2 separate regions of the Mus musculus genome follow, and region 2 is linked to region 1. The links are chromatin contacts, found by POLR2A ChIA-PET in ENCODE. All regions are on one chromosome and are shown on one strand. The core of a region is the stretch at or near the end of the contact, and the rest is flanking DNA. Distances in the headings are between cores, read along the strand shown.

The links. ChIA-PET counts read pairs that join two places held with the same protein, here RNA polymerase II (POLR2A).
Region 2: POLR2A ChIA-PET joins it to region 1 with 10 read pairs in Patski. The contact joins the promoter of Tyms here to the promoter of Hadhb in region 1. POLR2A ChIA-PET finds 5 or more read pairs at or near these places in 2 of 5 experiments (Patski and embryonic stem cell).

Annotation. Positions count from the first base shown.
Region 1 is chr5:30,153,739-30,158,332 of GRCm38, forward strand. It overlaps Hadhb (hydroxyacyl-CoA dehydrogenase trifunctional multienzyme complex subunit beta), which reads left to right and starts at 1,515. Exons shown (of 16, transcript NM_145558.2): 1 at 1,515-1,601. Hadha (hydroxyacyl-CoA dehydrogenase trifunctional multienzyme complex subunit alpha) reads right to left here and starts at 1,242. Exons shown (of 20, transcript NM_178878.3): 1 at 1,144-1,242. The coding sequence starts at 1,210.
Region 2 is chr5:30,070,706-30,075,039 of GRCm38, forward strand. It overlaps Tyms (thymidylate synthase), which reads right to left and starts at 2,920. Exons shown (of 7, transcript NM_021288.4): 1 at 2,656-2,920; 2 at 929-1,002. The coding sequence starts at 2,842.

The DNA of each region.
Region 1 (4,594 bases), core at 265-2,764:
GTGTGCCACCATGCCCGGCTCTTTTCTTTTTTTTAAAAGACAGGGTCTCACTGTGTAGCCCTGACTGGCCTGGAACTATGTAGACCAGACAGGAACACAAAGACCCACCTAATATTAAAGGTGAATTAGCACCCAGTCCACTTCACTTTTTTTTTTTTTTTAATTTTTTTTTTTTTTTTTTTTGGTGGGTAGCAATTTTGGCTATTTACACATAATCGATCTATGGAGGTTTTTAAAAAAGTAGAAAAAGATTCAATCAATTAAATGCCAGGGGAGGGTAAGAGAAGTAAATTCTACACGCATCCCTTTTTTTTTGTGAGGAAAATTAAAGTGAATTCACGTTACAAACTAAAGTCTGGGAAGTAACTAGTATCAAGTATGATACACAATGAAGTTACATTTGCCCTTACAGATTTGGGATGTCTGGGAAAAGGCTGTTTTCTAACAACACCCCTTTAACCCTTTCACTGCCAGCTTGAAAAGGAATGCAGTTCCTGGAGCCTGACTGGGAATCGACAGAAATGAGATTAGAAATAGTTTCTAAGTGATCAAAAATTTTTTTCCTCATCAAAATTTCTTTGCCTAAGTCGGAGAACCTCCAGTTTCAACCTTCTATACATTCAAACTAAGATTACTGAAGTGGGAGAGCTGAGTTCTCTGGGGGGGAAAAATGGTTTTGACGGAAAAGATCAAGGAGTGGCATTGATCTGTAAGGCTAGTAGTCAATGTCACCGAGAAGGCTGATAGATATCTCTTATGGCGACTAACATGTAGTAGAGCCTCAAAAATGTGACAGGTCTTACTTAGTCCTCCGAACTTAGCGGTGTCAGGGCCAAGACAAACATTAAGGGAGACAAGAGGGGCGTGAGCTCAGGGCTACAGCAGAGACCTGCGCAAACTGCCAGACTAAGTGGAAAAGACTCAGGAAAGTTAGGGGAGAGCCTGACACTGCCGGAGCAGGGCGAGAGAGGGTGTGACAGTTCCTTTACAAGGACACAGGAAATAGGGTCTCGGAACAGTAGCCCCATTTCCACGGGTCCCGGGAAAGGGGTGGGAGGCAGACAGTGAGAGGCAAACGCTGCTCCCCGCCGCCCCAGTTCCTGAAGGCACTCCGAGACTCTCCCGAGCCCTCTCCAGGCTCACCTCTGGAGCGTAGGATCCTGAAGGCAGAGAAGCGACTGAGACTGCCAATCGCCCGGGACGCCACCATCTTGAGCAGAAGAGGACGAAAGCTCTTCTAGTGGGGGGCAATGGAGCCGAGGGCTTTTCTTTTCTGAGCCTGTCCGGCAGGGTGTCCTAAGTGCCGCCTTACTAAAACGCAGACTCTGAGTTGCCACCCGTCCTGTCGCCCTACCTCTTGCTCTCAACTAAGCGAGCCGAAAGGATGATTTCTCTGAAGGTGAGACTAAGGACCTCCGAGGAGAGGGCGGAGTGTCTGACTTTCTGCTCAGGCGTTCAGCGGGCAGCCCGTAAATGCCGCGGTGATGGCGGGCGGGGCGAGAGGGGGTCCTTGCGGAGCGGGAGCCGCCCCTCGGCGTGGGCGGACGTTTGTCAGTCTGGACTTGACCTTGTTGGCAGCGGCAGTTTTCGCGGACTCTAAGGTGCGGCAGCGCGCTTCTCGGTTTTCTTCTGATTTCCCCACAGGCAGGTGCCACTTTGCTCCCGACTCTTCTCGTCGATGCCCGCGGCCGCTTCCCTTTGCTGTGAGGGTCGAAGTCCCAAGAGCGGGACAGGCTGGTCCAGGCCTCCAGTGCGAACCGCCTCAGGGCGGGCGGTGGTCGCGTTCTCGCGTAGCTCGCGGCAGCGGTGTCTTCTGTCTGCATTTGTCACTTCAGGTTTACGAATGGATTGCGTGTGTGTGAAACGCTGGGCTGTGTCAGAGCGGTGTCGTTTCCCCTGTTGTTGACCTGTCTAGGCAGTCTGGCGGCTGTAGAGATTGAGAACGCGTCGTTAAGTGCGGGTCTCGGGGGTGAAAGCAGCCAAGACAGTCCTCCAGTCTGCTTGGTGATCCAGGGTTCACGGACATTTTCTAACCCAGCAAACATCTGGGCAAACCTGCCACCCCTCACTCTTTTTTCTGTGAAGTAGCCGTAGCTAGTGACTGAGACTGCGCCACAGGTGGTAGAATTAGTCTAGAACCTAAGTCTACTTTTAATTGAGAGTTCAGCTCTTCTGGGCGCCAGGGTGTGAGTTGTTTGTTTTGGTGCTGGAAAGATGAGCCCTGAAATAAACTGATTGTTTTCAAAAGAAAGTAAAGTCAGCTTCCGGTGTGTGCACCATTTTGTTTAATACGCACAAACCCCACGTTTCATTTGCACTTTCGGTGACTTGACAGGCTCAGAAAGATTATAATACCTTCTCTGTGGCAAGCCAGGATTCAAACAGAAGTGGCACTTGCTAGTTAATTGATTATTCTGCCACACAGGAAAGAAATGGCTAAAATGATTCTAGAAAGAAAGGAGCGTCCTGTTTTAAAGCTCTAGTCAAACTAAGTCTTCCACCACCAAGAACACTTTAAGCTGGTACTAAATGACCACTTCGGAGTAAATTGCAAAAAAGGAACCCTTTTCCCATACCACGCCTTCCACTACACCTATTTCATATCCTTTTTTTGTAAAGAGCCACACAGAAAATAGTTTGTTTTGTGAGCCCACCCTGTGCTCTGTTACATACTTGTTTTGTGTTGCCTGCAGCTTTTTATCATTTTTCCTAAACTAGAGATGGAACTGACAAAAACGGAACCATTCACACACATACACGTTGCAACTCTTTGAAGGTGTAAAAACCAGAGCTGGTAGAGATCTTGTTCATATGGGCCCTGGCTTCACAGTTAGCCCTTCAAAATTGGGGGGTGGGGGGTGGAGGGAGGGGGAACGACCCCAAAAAACAAGAAATCATGTGAAAGAAAAACACTTTTATTGAGGGTTTTGGGTTATATTTTGCTAATGCTTGATTTAAAGTGCCTTTTTTTTTTTTTTTTTTTTTTTTGGTTTCCTGCATTCTCGGTGAAATTATGAGATCTATCAAGTACAAAGGTTTTTTTGTTGTTGTTTGATAATTAGCACGTTAGTGCAAAGGCTTAGAGGAGAACTAAGTATATTTATATCTTCACCCACTAATAATAGAAAACACATAAATAAACCTTTCTAGATAAAAGGCAACATACCTGTATTTAGGTGTCTATTTAATTATCTCAACAACTCTAAAACTGTGTACATTTTACTAAAGGGCCAGAAACAGAAACGTTAAGCAACTTGCTTCGGGTCCTACAGCTGCAGTGAGGGAGGCTCTGATTTGCACTTGGAGTCTGTTCTTTGATGTTGTAGTAACTGTCAAGTCACCCCATCTTGCTTTTATATTCTTCACCTACCCTTCTTTCTCTTTTGTCTTCCCATGTGCCTCTGTGCTACCTAAGCCTAAACTACCCAAGTATTGACATGTTTTGAATACTTTTCTGTTAAAATTTCTGTATTTCTGAAGCTTTGTAAATGACAACAAAGGCCAGCCTTCCAATACAGTAGTATAGTTTTTTATTTGTTTTGTTTTTGTTTCGGCTTTTTTAGTCTGGGTCTCTGTATTATGTCCCTCTGGCTGTCCTAGAACTGGCTAATTCAGGCTGGTCCCACACTTATAGAGATCTGCCTGCCTCTGCCTCTTAAGTGCTTAGATTAAAGGCGTGTACCATTATGGTATGTGCTGCCTAGTGTGTATCACCTGGTGTACAGTCTTGTAGTAAGCCTTTAGTTTTTGCATTTTTATTTAATATGCATTATGGATGTCAGTATAAACATGCATATCTTGTTTTATTTTCTCCCAAACTCCTGAATATTCAAGATATATTTATGATACAGATCAACTATTTCTACTGATCTGCATTTATGTTAGTCCCAACTATAAATAGTTCTATAATGAGCATTTCAAGTATTCCTATAGAAACCAATTAGAGGAAATTTAAGATTCAGAATTCACAATCTGGAGCCAGGTCTGTAATCCTAGCACGCAGAATGATAGGCCATAGGTTCAAGGCCATCCTGGGTTAAATAGTAAGTACCAGCCTAACCAAGGCTGCCACACTTAAGCCCTGTCTAAAATAAGAAAACCCCGACTGTTTGTAGTTTGATGGGTAGCACAGGCACCTAGAGGACTAAGTAACCCAGGAAGATGATGAGTTTTAGGCCAGCCTAGGGTTCAGAGCCAGACCTTGCCTCCAAGTAACATGTAAATAGAAGTATTTAAAGATTTTTTTGTTAGTGTGGATATTTTAGTTTGATTGATTCTGGGGATCAAACTCAGGGTACATGATGGAAAAATGCCCTGCCACTGAGCTGTACTCTAAGCCCTGGGGATCTAATTGCTTATGAGAGCTACTAATTTCCTCATTTTTGCTTCTGATCTGCATATCAGGCAGGAACCTGTTAGTTGCAAATCATAGAAAATTCAAGTAGATTAGGGATTTATTAACTTCCGCACCATCAATGGGGGTGGGTTTCAGATAGAATCTGACCAGGGCTATTGTTTTTATTTTATTTTTTCATAAAACTTTTAGTACTGTCTTCTTTTACTGCCAGCTTTGTTCTTGGTAGTATTGTTAATG
Region 2 (4,334 bases), core at 1,670-4,169, 82 kb before region 1:
TTTTAAATTTTATGTGTATGGGTGTTTTGCCTGCATGTGTCTATACACCATGTACATGCAGTGCCCAAGGACAGCAGATGATACTGGAACTAGAGTAACAGATGCCCAACAAGAGCAACAGATGCTCTTAACTGCTAAGCCACCTCTCCAGTCCCACACAGAATTTATGTGACTGCTGGGGACTGAACTCAGGTCTCATACTTGTACAACAAGCCCTCTTTACCTACTGAGCCATCACCCCAAGTACTCTAAAGAAGGAGTTGTAGTATGGCCCAGAACTCAGCTTGTCTTCTGGAGTTCTCTCACCCAGCATTAGACAGAGCCTCACTTGTTCTAGACGAGGACACACAGGAGGAACTTGGGGCTGTCATCACATATTCAAGGTACCTACTTGACTCTTTGGTATCTATTGTTCCAGTAAACAATATATACTGAGTACATACCATGTGGCTGGCTATGTTCTGGACCTAGGAATACAATAGCAAGTAGCAAAATAGATTCTCTAACTTTGGGAAACTCACAGGACATTGTACTTAATTATCTCTCCATTATTTTCCAGAAAAATCAGGAAAAGCTGATTTAGAGGCCAGCTGATGATGTTTCCCTATAAAGAGAGACAAAGAAGTGAGAAGGGAGAAGAATCGATCTTGATTAGGTCAAGGCTGTCTCAGTGGGACTGGACTGAAGGGACAGACTCATACTTCATAGGGAAAGAAAAGGTAGTAAGTCCTGGGAGTGGCAAGTGCCAGAGGCCTGGGCAGGGATATCCCAGTGTTTTCAGATTAGTGAGGAGAGCAGGATAGGTGGGAGGGAGAAAACAGAACTGGAAAATGAACCAGAGAAGTGGGAATGGCTACCAGCTGCAAGCTTGACTTCTAAGACTGGGACTGTGAAGCCTGACAGCTTCCAACAGCAGCACTACCCTTACCTTGATAAACCACAACAACTCCTCCAAAACACCCTTCCAGAACACTCGTTTGGTTGTGAGCAGAGGAAATTCATCTGAAAAACAGTTTGTCATACAGTTAAAACGTGGGAAAACACAGCAAGCCACCATCCAGCTTTCTCTGCGGAGGGCAAGTGCCTGGGACCCAAGACCCTGGAGCAGCTGCAGGAAAAGAGAGCTCCTGCCCAGCTACCCGGCAAGTCAGTGAGGACACCACAGTTCTCCAGGGGATACCCATGTGGCAAAAAGTCCCCACCCACTAATCAGCCACTGTGAATTCGATCACTGGGCTGTAATGGCATCATACAAAATGTGGCCTCAGACACAGCCTAAAAGCACCTCGCCCCAAGTCCACTATGCCATGGGCATAGAGGTGATATCAATCATGTAAAAACTGAACAGTTTTCAAATATTTGGAAAGCAAACTGACCTAGTATATGGAAACAGAATTGTTTACTCCTCGGAATGGCTATCAGGGAACTTTGTGACCTCCACTTCGCAGGTACCCAAAGGAAATGCACAAGTGTCCACAGCTTAAGAGGCAAAGGGGTGGTGCAGGTGAGGCAACCCACAAGGCAAAGTGAAAATGCTCAGGTTAGTGGTGTAGTCTGAGTGAAGGTTTTGCAACCAGAGCACTACTTCCAGCTTTAACATCATCGAAAAGCTGAATGAACACTAGAGAGGTAAAGGACAAAAACAAAACACAACTATACTTTAAAAAAAAAAAAAAAAAAAAAAAAAAACCTGTCCACAGTCTAAGCAGAGGACGTGAATTAAAAGGTCTGTGGTTCATCAGGGTCCACAATTCTTGGGAGGTCCTTTAGGCTGGACCAATCTGTGCAGTAGAAGCTGTAGTTTACAGCTCCAGAAAATGTTTGAGACTAAGCAAATGTCCTAAGAGCGGCCATATCCCCACTCAAAGCTACTCTCTACTCCAGTGTCAGGTTGCTCTTCATGTTTCCTGAATGCCACCATTAGCACCCCCATCCTCAGCCAACACCTAGGAGGTTCTGTGCCCTTCCAGGCCCTGTGGTTGATTCCATCCTTTGCTCCTCAACAGCCTCTTGTTACTCTTTAAAAGCCAAGGCTGCAGCACTTGGGAGGCAGAGGCAGGCGGATTTCTGAGTTCGAGGCCAGCCTGGTCTACAAAGTGAGTTCCAGGACAGCCAGGGCTACACAGAGAAACTGTGTCTCGAAAAACCAAAAATAAAATAAAATAAAATAAAATAAAATAAAATATAAAAGCCAAGGCTGTTGGAAGGAAAAACCCCACAGTTCCCGCCTAAGGCCCGGGTCTCCCCCTTTCCCGCGCAGCCGTAGCACCGCCCAAGCCATTTTCGCTCCAATTTTAAAAGCAGCAGCAAAGGGGAGCAGGAGATAAGGGGAGGAAGAAGAGGAGCAAAGTCAAGACCTCAGAGCAGGATTTGGACAAGCTCCCGCAGGTTTCTTCCCACTCCCTCCCTCTGGGCCGCACAACTGGTTGAAACTGGATTCGGGAGAAAAGGTTTAACAGGGACTAAGGTCAAAGGCAGACCTTCAGAACCTGGTTTACTTGAAGTAGTTGTCACCTGGGTCGCGCACGGGAAGTTTAGGACTCCTAGAACCTCAGAGCCCGGGTTAGGGCTATCCAAGAACGCTCGCCCGGCGTCTCCGCGTGCCCAGCTTGCCTGCCGGACGTCCTCCCGCTAATGCAGACCAGCCCCAGTTACCTCTCAGGCTGTATCGTGCCTGCATGCCGAACACCGACAGGGTGCCAGTGCCCGTGCGGTCCTCCTTCTTGAAGCCGCAGCGCAAAATGTGCTCCACCTGCCTCAGGTACTGGAGTTCTCCATGCCGTGGGGCTTCCGCGCTCAGCTGCTGAGCATCGGACTGCAGCTCGGAGCCAACCACCAGCATAACGGAGCAGTCTGGCAGCAGTGTAGTCAGCGACAAAACCAGGACCTTCCTGGCGCTCTTTTCCTCCAACACCAGCCCGCCTCTTCCTGCTGGGAAACTTCCGGCCGCCAGAATCCGTGGCAGACCCCGCCCCCACGTGACAGAAGTGGTTACAGCTTGCAAGGCAAACACCTGCCCACTTTCTCAAATCTGTATTTACCCTATTATGGCATTAAGAGCCTATAGGATCAGGGTGTGGGGATGCATGCCATTAAATCCCAGCTCCTGGGAGATTGAGTCGGCTAGAGGATCTGGAGTTTAAGGCAAGCCTTCACTTCATAGCAAGTTCAAGGCCAGCCTAGGTACTTGAGACCCAGTCTCAAAAAGAGCCTTTGGCTTATACGATACTTGTACTTGGATCTTTATGTAGTTTGGGAACCACAGTAATTTTGGCTTCATAGAATGAATTGGGTAGAGGACCTTCTGTTTCTGTTTTGTGGGATAGTTTGAGAATTGGAATTAAGTCTTTTTGAAGGCCTGATAGAACTCTGTGCTAAGTCCTGGGCTTTTTTTGTTTGGGAGACTATTAGTGACTGCTTCTACTTTTTTAGGGGAAATGGGACTGTTAAGATCATTAATCTGATCCTGATTTAACTTTGGAACCTGGTATCCGTCTAGGAAATTGTCCATTTCATCCATGTTTTCCAGTTGTGTTGACTATAGCTTTTTGTAATACAATCTGGTGATGTTTTGGATTTCCGCTGGTTCTGTTGTTATGTCTCCTTTTTCATTTCAGATTTTGTTAATTAGGATGTTGTTCCTTTGCCCTCTAGTTAGCCTGGCTAAGGGTTTATCTATCTTGTTGATTTTCTCAAAGAACCAGCACCTGGTTTGATTGATTCTTTGAATAGTTCTTTTTGTTTCCACTTGGTTGATTTCCACCCTAAATTTGATTATTTCCTGCTATCTACTTCTCTTGGGTGAATTTGCTTCCTTTAGTTCTAGAACTTATAGGTGTGCTGTCAGGCTGCTAGTGTGTGCTCTCTCTAGTTTCTTTTTGAGGAACTCAGAGCTGAGTTTTCCTCTTAGGAGTGCTTTCATTGTTCTCGTATGTTTGGGTATGTTGTGGCTTCATTTTCTTTAAACTCTAAAAAGTCTTTAATTTCTTTATTTCTTCCTTAACCAAGATATCATTGAGTAGAGTGTTGTTCAGTTTCCACGTGAACTTTGGCTTTCTGTAATTTATGCTGTTATTGAAGATCAGCCTTAGTCTGTGGTGATCTGATAGGATGCATGGGATAATTTCAATATTTTTGTATCTGTTGAGGCCTGTTTTGTGACCAATTATGTGGTCAATTTTGGAGGAGGGACCATGAGGTGCTGAGAAGAAGGTATATTCTTTGTTTTAGGATAAAATGTTCTGTAGCTATCTGTTAAATCCATTTGTTTCATAACTTCTGTTAGTGTCCATGTGTCTCTGTTTAGTTTCTGTTTCTAAGTTCTGTCCATTGGC